2 separate regions of the Homo sapiens genome follow, and region 2 is linked to region 1. A link is an interaction called in ENCODE POLR2A ChIA-PET data of the cell type or tissue named here. Cell type or tissue: GM12878. All regions are shown on one strand. Links, peaks and the distances in the headings refer to the core of each region. The heading gives the core; the rest is flanking DNA.

Region 1 (5,380 bases), core at 276-5,275:
ATCTGATTCCACGGTCACCTGCACCACCCTGCCTTTCACTGCACAATTGCCTCACTGTATAACCACCTCTAGGGCTTACAAAGGATAAAAAGAGTCCCTGGTTTTTTAGGGAACTGGTGTAACCTCAGTACTAAAACCTAACCAAAAAGACACACTGAAAATCTAAGATGCAAAAATCTAAGAAAATATTGAGAAATCAAATTATGCAATATGTAAAAATAATACAAGACCATATAAGACTCATCCCTTAGAGTTCAAGAATTAGAGTCCAATATAATAGTTTTACATGTATATAACATATATATTATATATACACATATACGTAAGTCTTCTTGACTTCTTAGGAAAACCTTATTTGGTCTTATTGTATTTTCACATATTGCTTGCTCTCTCTCTCTCTCTCTCTCTATATATATGTGTGTGTGTGTGTGTGTGTGTGTGTGTGTGTGTGTGTGTGTGTGTGTGTGTGTGTGTTTAAATAAAATAAAACAAAGGACATCCACCATAAGATCCCTTTAAATTTGGTAGCTTCCCTCCACCACTATATTTTCTAATTAGTTAAAACTGACATATTGGAGAAAGTTTCACTTTTATGTATTTCTTTTACATATGGCCATTTCCCTGCTACCACTGATTCTAAAAATCTTTTTGCTAAGTCCTTTGGCTTCTCTTAGGGAATTAATCATATCTGTTTAAAGACAATCATTTTATCCCTGCCTTTCCAGTAAATACACCCTTTTCTTCCTTCATGGCTAAAACTTTCAAAGGAAAATTAAAGAATCACAGGCATACTCCCTTCCCCACTATGGGACACTATGTCAGTTTCGGCTCAGAAATAATAATAGTTGTTAACATTTATGGAATGCTTATCATGCGCCAGATGAGGTTCTAAGTACTTTTTACAGATTTAGTATTCAGAAAATTTCTATGACGTAGTGATAGGGTTAGGCTTTGTGTCCCCACCCAAATCTCATCTTGACTTGTAATCCCCAGGTGTGAGGGAGGGACCTGGTGGGGGGTGATTGGATCAGGGGGGTGGTTTCCCCCATGCTGTTCTTGTGATAGTGAGTTCTCATAAGATCTGATGGTTTTATAAGGGGCTCTTCCCACTTTGCTTTCTCACTCACTCTCACCTGCCACCTGTAAGATGTGCCTTTGCTTCTCCTTCACCTTCTGCCATGATTCTAAGTTTCCTGAGGCCTCCCCAGCCATGCAGAACTGTGAGTCAATTAAACCTCTTTCCTTTATAAATTACCCAGTCTCAGGTATGTCTTTATAGCAGTGTGAAAATGGACAAATACAGGTAGATAACATTATTGACATTCTAAAGATAAGGAAATCAAGGCCCAGAAAAGTTAAGCAATGGAGCTGAAGTCACACAGCTAGAAAGCGACAGAGCTCAGACTCAACCCAGGCAGTCTGACCCTAGAGTCAGTGCCCCTAACATCTCCACAGAGCTGCCCCCCAGATGTGTGCTCCTCTCATTCATTCCCTCATTCTACTGGTGCCAATATCAGGCAGAAAAGGATGCTAAGCTGCTTACAGTGAATTCACATGGACAACCTCTCAAGATTTGCATCTTTAGACTATTATTTTCTGAACTCATACATACGTATGAGATGTACTCTATGAGATGCACAAAGTATATGGAGCTTTAAGACAGGAATATAGAAATCCTACCTGCATTTCCAGCCTGCTAGCCTGCCCTGAAGATTTCAGATTTGCCAGTCCCCACAACTGCCTGAGCCAATTCCTTAAAAATAAATATTTCTAGATAGATAGATTACATAGATGAGAGAGAGAGAGAGAGAGAATAGGAGCTGGTCCGTTTTCACACTGCTCTAAAGAACTGCCTGAGACTGGCTAATTTATAAGGAAAGAGGTTCAGTTGACTCACAGTTCCACATGGCTGGGGAGGCTCAGGAAATTCACCATCATGGTGGAAGGTAAAGGGAAAGCAGCACCTTCTTCACAAGGTGGCTGGGGAGAAAGCGGTGGGGAGGGATGGGGGGGTGACTGCCAAACACTTTTAAAGCCTAAGATCTCATGAGAATTCACTCACTATCATGAGAACAGCATGGGGGAAACTGCCCCCATGATTCAATCACCTCCCACCAGGTCCCTCCCTCCACACCTGACGATCACAATTTGAGACAAGGTTTGGTTGGGGACACAGAGCCAATCCATATCAGATAGATAGATATTCTCTTGGTTCTGTGTCTCTGGAGAACCCTGACTAATACAAAATTTGATATCTGCCTTCATAGGGCTTCCACATACCAAAGAGAGGCTGTCAGTATGTATTTACTGTAAGCACCTTAGCCATCCTTTTCTCCCTGATACCAGCATTCTGGGTTAGTTTTGCAGCTGCCACTCCTTTTGAGTCTGTGTTTTTGCAGCAAGATGAAGTGGAATGCGCCAAGTACCCAGAATCCAGTGACCCAGAAGGCAACGCGGCTCAGCTTGACCTTAATCTCCCCAGGGAGACTCGGATTCCTTTCCTATCAGCACAGCCACTGCCAGGGACACATCACCAGCTTCTGAACAGCCACTCTTTGGAGCAGGCAGCCACAACCAATGGGCTGCTCACAACCAAGGCCAAGGCCAAGGCTACCCAAGTGCCAAGGGGACTATCTAAAATAGATAAGCAACTCAAGGAAACCCCTATGGAGGCACACGCACCAGGGACACAACGGCACTACCGCTAAAAGAACTTTCTGAAACATCCTGCCTTCTCAGAATACACAGACTTCTGTTACAGTAATATCAGTGGCCTTGGGAAAAGTCTGGTTTAACCAACTAAGGTTCACAGAAACCTGCATGTTTCAGTTCTGACCCTGTGTCTCAAGGGAGCCTTTTTACAAGAGTAACATATAAAGCCCTTTGTGACTATAAGAACAAGTGCTTACATTATTTAATTGAGTGGTATAGAGACAGAAGCTTGATGACTTTCTCCAGCAACCAACAGTGAAATCAATGCTCCCAAGTACTCCTCCACTTAAATTAGAAGAAATAAACTATAGTTTCAGTCAAGGATAGAAACAGATGTTTCACCATCTGGCAAAAGTAGGGACAAGGGCCCCCTCAACAGTTGCCCCAGGAGTAAAAAGCTCTTAGTAAGCTTCTGGAGCTGTGGGGCTCAACTGGCACTCCATCTCAGGGATAAAGAGATGGAGGAGGATTTGAACCAGTCATCAGCTAGTAAAAGGACAGTGCTAGCTAAGATTAACTTGCCCAGAAGCTCAAAGTTTAAGCAAGAGAGGCAGTTGCCACTACATTAATCTCCGGGTGTGTTCTCTTCTCCCCTGGCAGACTGTAGAGGTAGAAAAACATCGACTCTGAAGCCAGCTGTGTGATCTTGGACAAGTTACTTAACCTCTCTGAGCCTTGGCTTTATTGTCTGTAAAATAAGATAATGTCTACCTTCTCCTGAGGGTGTGAGAATTCAATCAATCAATGCAAGTAACATGCTGTGGACATGGCTGGCATGTGATAAATGCTGAATAATGTTAGGTAATACCCTTGTTGATATTACTGTTCTTTCAGCCACTTTCTCTCCCTCGTTCCATTTGTCTTAATGTCTGAATATTCTCACTTTCTGTATGTCTCTTGCTTCATTTTTGTCTGCCTCTTCTCATTCCTCCCACCTCTCTCCTCATCATACCTTTTTCTCGTTCTCTCTTCACTGCCCATTCAAGAATCGACAATAATAATCCATTTGTTACTATTTGATGCTTTTTCCTGTTCTTCATTAAAGTTCCCATGATGTAGCATTTTAATTTTCTCAAGGGACTATACTAATGTCTGTGCCTCCTGTGTGTGCAACTCTAAGTGCGTCAGCCTCTGAGGAATGAGTCATCTACTTTAACTGGAAGGTGTGAGGAGTCCGAGACACACAGGGGACCCAGGTGGAAGCACCCTGGGCAACATGTGCTACAACCAAAGTGTGAAGTTTGTGCACTTGGGGAAAAGGGACCTACCAAAACAGGTCAACTCTCTAGATACCTTCTCAGAGAGGCCAGTCTGGTTCTCTCATCTTCCAGTTTCCTTCACCCTCACTTCAACAAGACATGAGGCAGACGGAATGAACTTTCTCAGTCAACTTCCGCTCAGCTAGTGTCCTCTCATCACAGAAGCTGGAATTTCTCCCCACACCTAGCCCGGCCGTCACCAGCTCAGTGTCTCTCTTCCATAGTCATTCCCTTACACGTTTTTTGTAAGCTTTAATGAGGTATAATTTAGGTACCATAAAACCCACCTGTTTTATGGATATAATCCACTGATTATTAGTATCTTCATAGAGTTATACAGTCATTACAATCTAACTTTTTTAACTTTTTCATCAATGCAAAAACACCCCCAAACCTTCATACCCATCTGCAATCGCTCTGTGTCCCCACACTCAGCAAGAGGCAACCACCAATCTACTCTGTCCCTCTAGAGATGTGTCTTTTCTGGCCATCTCATACAAATGAAATTAAACAGTACTTCACCTTTTGTGTCTGGCTTCTTTCACATGGCCTGTCTTCCAGGTCATCAGATATCAGATATATGATTTACAAACATTTTCTCCCATTCTGTGGCTTGTGTTTTCACTTTACCAATTATGTCTTTTGGGGATGCAAAAGGCTTTAATTTTTATGAAGTCCAAACTATTTTTTTCTCTTGTCACTTATGCTTTTGTCATATCTAAGACATGGAAAGCACATGTGGCAAGAACCATGACTGCCTAACCCAGTCATGGAGACTTGCTCCTGTTTTCCTCTGGGAGTTTCATTGTTTTGGCCCTTACACTTAGGACTATGGTCTGTTTTCAGTTCATCTTTGTGTCTGGTATGAGGTCCTTGACATCTTGATTAGCTCATTCTCTTGTCTTCCACCCTCACGTACCCTGTGATGGGACACAGCCCTTGTTCAAGCTGTTCACAGATTTCAGCTCCTGGGAAATCCTGCTGGCTCTCTTCACAGCCCCCAGTCTCTCCTTGCCAGCCTCTGCCCCCACCACCCTTCTGCTTTCTCCCCCTTCAGACACCCTAAATCTCCTGCTCACCACTCCCAGCCTTGCCTTGCTCCTCTCACAACTTGCCTTTGTGGCACAGTGTCCTCAACCGCCCATTCTTTGAAATGTCCTCTCTTCTTGCGGAGGCAGATGCTGCTGGTTACCCACTCAATACCCATTTCCCTTTCTGCCTTATAATGGGAATCCAATTGTGTTTGGAGTGACAATGTATATTCCACAATGTGGCACTCTACAATGTGGCACAGTTCTCATCAGTGAACTATAGATGGAAGTCACTGGTGGAGCTTCTGGAAAGCTCTTTAAAAGCAGCACACCCAGCCAGCACCAATACTGCTCTTCACTCTCCTCAACTAAGGCAGG
Region 2 (5,380 bases), core at 317-5,316, 270 kb before region 1:
CCTTTGCCATTGCACATGGCATGCCCTTGGCCTGGGGAGCTCTTCTCTTACTCTTCTCATCCTTTGGGACTCAACCTAAATGCCTGAGGAGGTTTTCTGGACCAGCCCCATCACACTTTTCTCTTTTCTAAAGAGTTTTTGCTATTTTTAATGAATATTTACTTACAGGAATTCATACTCCCTTTGAGAAAGGAAGTATGCTTATACTACTACTGATAACAGTTAAGTCTCCTTTGACCAGAAATAACCACTGTTATACATTTGGTGAATAAACATCTAGATTTTAAAAAAAACATATTATTCTACAATCTTTTTACATAGCAAATGATTTGACAACTACGTTAGCACTTCTGGTATTGGTATTGTGCATTTCTTCTACCTGCTGGTGGCATCCACAACATAAATCATCCAAAAGTAGACGTTTTACTGATCTAGCTAGTCCCCAATTGTTTGCCATGCTGTACCACAGGGATGCAGTAAGGCCTCTCCCTGTCCACATCCTTGTGCACTTCTGGAGGGTCTCCTCAAGGATATATTCTCATATCCCTGTAACCCTCTATCTACCACATGGCCCTGCTGGCTCGCTTCAAAAGCCCTCTTCTAAAGCTACTCATATTTACTTGCTATAATATTTGCACTCTGTCTTATGAAACTGTATGTTTTGTAAGGTTCATGTTCACCACTGTATTCTCAGATCCAAGAACATGGGAGGCACAAGGAAATAGGAGTTGGGGCCTAGTACGGTGCCTCACACCTGTAATCCCAGCACTTTGGGAGGCTGAGGCAGGCGGGTCACGTGAGGTCAAGAGTTCAAGACCAGCCTGGCCAACTTGGTAAAATCCCATCTCTACTAAAAATACAAAAATTAGCTGGATGTGCTCACATGAACTCAGGAGGCGGAGGTTGCAGTGAGCTGAGATTGTGTCACTGCACTCCAGCCTGGGTGACAGAGCAAGACTCTGTCTCAGAAAAACCCCAAAACAAACAAAAACAAAAATGAAATAGGAGTTAGATGAACAAATGAATATGATTTTGTTCCTTTAGTCCCAGAAGACAGTATTCCTGTCTCAACAAAATCAGTAACTGTAATATCAAAGGTCATAAGATGTCACTATTGACTAAGAAGTCTTTTAATGTAAGGCTACTCTGAAATAACACACCTAGTATTGGGGGCTTCTCTTCTAGAGATCTGGTGGCTTGCTCATTTACTTATAGACATGAGCTATCATGGATGTGGACCCAAGTCCATAAATGCAAACAAAAACAAAGGTAGAGTCCAAGGTACTTCATAGTTGTTTTTTCCTGATCTCATGATCAAAATTATTTGACCCTCCATTTGGAAGGCAGTTTTGCAAAGCTTGTTATGAATGAAAAAATATATAGAAAAGAAAAAATAGCTTCTGAAGTCTGGTAATTCAGTATGTGTTTCATACCAGAAGGCCTGCCCACATGCATGCAGTCGTGACATGCCCACCCCCACCATCCCTGCTCTATCCAAGGACCCCTGGGAGACAAATACCTGCACCCCACAGGCCCTGACCAGCCACCTCCTTATGAGGGCTCATCTCTAGTCAGTTTTTAATCTCATGTTTATAAAACCAGAACCACATGGCTGGAAAAAAAAAAAAAAACCTCAGGAATGAAATTATTTATCTGGGGCCATGTGGATATGGTAATTGAGTACTCCTGAAGTGTGATATAATAGTCTCTGGATTCCTCACTGAGCTATCATGTCTTTGGGAAGTATGCTCTCTCGGGACGATCAAAGGCATTTAGGCTACACAGAATCATCCCAAATGTGCCCAGGCTTTCTTTGGCCTCTTCAATGTACATCTTCAGAGTTTCACTTCCCTATTTGTTCAACCTTCATCAATGAAGAGTTACCACCAGGCTGCCTCCACAGGCTCTTATCAAGAAAAAATAATCTCATTTCTCTTTCCATGGCTGCATTTGATCAACCCAGCTTAGTACTCCTTAGATAGCCCCTGCTCCATCTCCAAAGGGATCCTGGGAGTTGCAGAGGGCTATAGAGAGAAATGCTTATTCTCTAGCTGGATGACCCACACCCATGCCTGCGTGGACTGCCAGCAAAAATCGAGCCTTAGAAAGTGCTGTGAACATTCAGAACACAGAGGAGAAGGTGCATCTTACAGGAGATGTGGGGTTTGGACAGGTCAAAGGGAAACTTGGCCCTGAAAGAAAATTCCCAAAGCAAGTAAAAGATTCAACTAGGAACTTGAACCTTTCCATCTGAGGTATGTTCGCTTCCATTCCCATAGTAAACAGCTTGTTTCTTCCAGAGCCCTCATACCACCTAAGTCCACTCTAGCCTGAGAAACAGTCACACTTGATGATAACTGATGTCAAGGTTCATTGACTTGAAATGTGGGTGATGTTCTCAGTTTCTTCATTTCATGAGATGAAAGTTCTGTACATTCTCTTGCTGGTTTTCCCCAGCCAGTTCTCTGCCCATGCAGTTTATTTTTCCTGGGTTAGGGCCTCTAAACTAGAGCTTCAACCATCACCTACAGGTATTGGAGTTCCAGAAGTGCCTATCCAACTGACTATGGGAATTTCCATCTGCCTGACCCATAGATACATCCAGGAGCTTACTGACTGGCCCCAGGTTACTGATTGCCAGAGAATCACCTCAGGCCCCTTTGTCTTTGTCACCATGCAATCCAGTCATTGTCCTACAAACCACAGCCTCCTGCATTCTCAGCACCTCCCTGTACTTTCCCTTCTCTCTTCCCCTGCTTCAGTCAGGCCCCCTCCACTCCTTCCTGGACCAGCGAAAGCCCTGCACCAATCTCTTTGTGCAGCCTGCTCTCCCCCAGTGAGTTCCCCATGCTGTGCCCAGAATGCTCCTGCAGAAACACTACACTGATTTTCACTTAATCATTTGAAATTCATCAGTAGCTCCACTTGGCCTTAAGGATAAAATTTTGCCAATTTCTTCAGAACCTAGAAAGATCCTCAGATTCAATTCAGGGAAGTTCAAACCCACAACAAATTTGCAATCTGGTCACAACGAATATTTGAGAAGCCAATCCCGCCCCAGATACCAGGAGCATTGCAAAGTAACTTCTTCCTCATGTCCCAGTGCCTCTGCCTTTATTCAATACAGTTCCTCCCATTTCCAAGCCCACTCTCCCAGCCTTCCCAGACCTCTTCTCTCCAGGCCACCCTTTGCTATTCAACACTCAGCATGAATCTCTTGGACACTGCTGAATCACTGGCTGTATTCCAATCATACTTTTGTCAGGAGGTCACCACACTTGTCAGTGAATCCCATTTATAACAAGTCACTTACCATCAGATAAATCTTCCCAAGTAGCTACTTGCCACTCATAGTACCAATGGTTGTTAATCTGGTTGTTGTGAAATCCTCTAGCATGTTTATGCGGGTGCACAAAATATTTTCTCCAATTCACGTCCATATTCATTTAACAATTACCTTAACAGAGTAATATCCGTGAATGCTTCAGGGCATGGATTGATGATAATAACAGCACTGGGCAAAGCACATATTTGTGTTAACTCTCCCACCACCGTATTAAGGAGTACAGGTACCATCATCCTGAGTTTACACACAACCACGCCTATGCCCTCCCCCACCTCACCTGCTGCTCCTTCACTGCACACGGCCAGCCTTCCTCCAGGAGCCAGGGCTGAGCAGGTCACCTGAGTTGCAGATTTTGTAGATTAACGTCATATAACACCCCATCTCACAGTATGTCTTTTGCTTGCAAATAGATTGCTCATTGCCAACTGCTTCCAAGAAAGAGATAGGGCTGCTCTACTATTCTGCTATTCTACTGCAGACTCAGGATGAATTCTCTAATCCTGGCAATGAAGTTTTGTGGACAAGGCATGGGAAGCTGTGCTGTCCTAAAACTTAGGCATGTAAACACACCTCCTTCCTGTCAAAACATGGGAAGATGAGCTCACCCCCCAGCACAGTTCCATAAGTAGGCTCCCCGATTTGCCCACTGCTTCCTGTGGCTGGTGGAAAGATGCCAAAACTCTTCTTCACTCCTGCAGGAAAATAGAAAACAACACCCCTCCAATTGCCTCCCTCCAGCTCCCACTCCAAAGGCACAGCCCCAAGGCTTGGCTACCCGCATCCTACCACCTGCTGGGCCACTAATTGGTATGCATCAGTTATGAGCCATCAAAAACTGAGGATGGCTTAGGTCTCTGCTCCTCCACAGCCTCACGATAATTGATAGTTAACTGTGGCTTCCTTTTAACTATGAGTTTCTGTTCTCTATACCTTCCCTTACTCCATCGCCAAGGTAGTGGTTACTTATGACTAACTGGAAAGCCTTGTTCCAGTGTTGCAGCTATTGCTCTGAACATTTTCAGAAGTCCCCTCTATAAAATGTCTTCAGTGCCCATTTATGAGAAAAACAAGCAAATCAGTAAGTATGATTTCAGGATCAAAATCAAACAGTGACTAAAAAACAATACAGCTCACTAAGATTACCAAGTTCCAGTAAAACATTTGCTCTGAGTGATTTTTTGCTTTCTCAACAAATCTAATTCATCCTCAAAAGATATAACATTCTCATTACTGAACACATTCTATAGATTCAGAGAGTACTTTCAGGTATGTTAGGTTCTGAGTGCAGGCTATGGACTCTGACTGCCTGGGTCCCAACCCAGCAGAGCCTCTGTAATCTGGGGACAAGCTCCTTAACCTCTCTGTGTTTCGGTTTCCTCACCTGTAAAATGGGGACGATACTCCTACCTTCTTCATGGAATTTACAATACATGTAAAATTGTTTAGTCCAATAGCCAGTACAAAGTTAATCCTCCATAAATGCTGGTGTTAGAATAGGTAGTTAGGCAGATATGACTAGGGAAGGAGAGTATCCCCCAACTCCAGGAATGTCAGGTGACCATCAAGTGATGGCCTGGCAGTTGTTAAACTGTCTTTTTAAAATAATAATTGGTCATAGCTGGTGCCAGTGAAAGGCGGTCTCCTAAGAGAGAAAAAACACATAAAGCTAGTGATCAGCAGCTTCCCAATAAGATCTGAGAAGTTGGGTGATTGGGCTCAAGCACACGCACTAAGAGGCAAAATGGCAGAGTTTAACTGGTATATGACCTTCCTCTAGGAACACTGGAAGATAAGGGGAAACTGCCTCAAGTGAGCATGCACACAACTTCAGTAAACACAGTGCACACGCAGCCCCTCCCAAGTGCCAGCAGGGCACTGCGCATGCGGACAGCCCACCTAAGGGAAGAATCAGGGTAGAAAAGACACAAACCCTGGAACCACATCAATGTATAAAACCCCAAGTCAAAGGCCAAAGAGTGCATCTGGATCTCTTAAGGCATCTGCTTGGCCCTCTTCCAAGTGTATTTTACTTTC

Evidence for each region. ChIA-PET counts read pairs that join two places held together with the same protein. Peaks named below come from ENCODE experiments on the same cell type or tissue, not always from the same donor. Only the 100,000 strongest peaks of a DNase experiment are listed, where the experiment ranks them.
Region 2: POLR2A ChIA-PET joins it to region 1 with 5 read pairs; 1 of 35 experiments calls an interaction of 5 or more read pairs at or near these places.

The regions. Positions count from the first base shown.
Region 1 is chr18:36,364,535-36,369,914 of GRCh38, reverse strand. The region is part of intron 2 of FHOD3 (formin homology 2 domain containing 3); the gene reads right to left. Among named protein-coding and RNA genes, the nearest start is that of FHOD3, 70 kb to the right of the region's middle. RefSeq lists an enhancer at 2,627-2,676. In GM12878, for the core only: no CTCF peak of the experiment used is centred there; DNase peaks (open chromatin) are centred at 2,724 and 3,854; H3K27ac peaks cover 3,496 bases.
Region 2 is chr18:36,632,908-36,638,287 of GRCh38, reverse strand. All of the region lies in intron 10 of FHOD3 (formin homology 2 domain containing 3), which reads right to left. Among named protein-coding and RNA genes, the nearest start is that of TPGS2, 190 kb to the left of the region's middle. RefSeq lists an enhancer at 2,312-2,401. In GM12878, for the core only: no CTCF peak of the experiment used is centred there; DNase peaks (open chromatin) are centred at 1,847, 2,387 and 4,277; H3K4me3 peaks cover 536 bases; H3K27ac peaks cover 3,446 bases.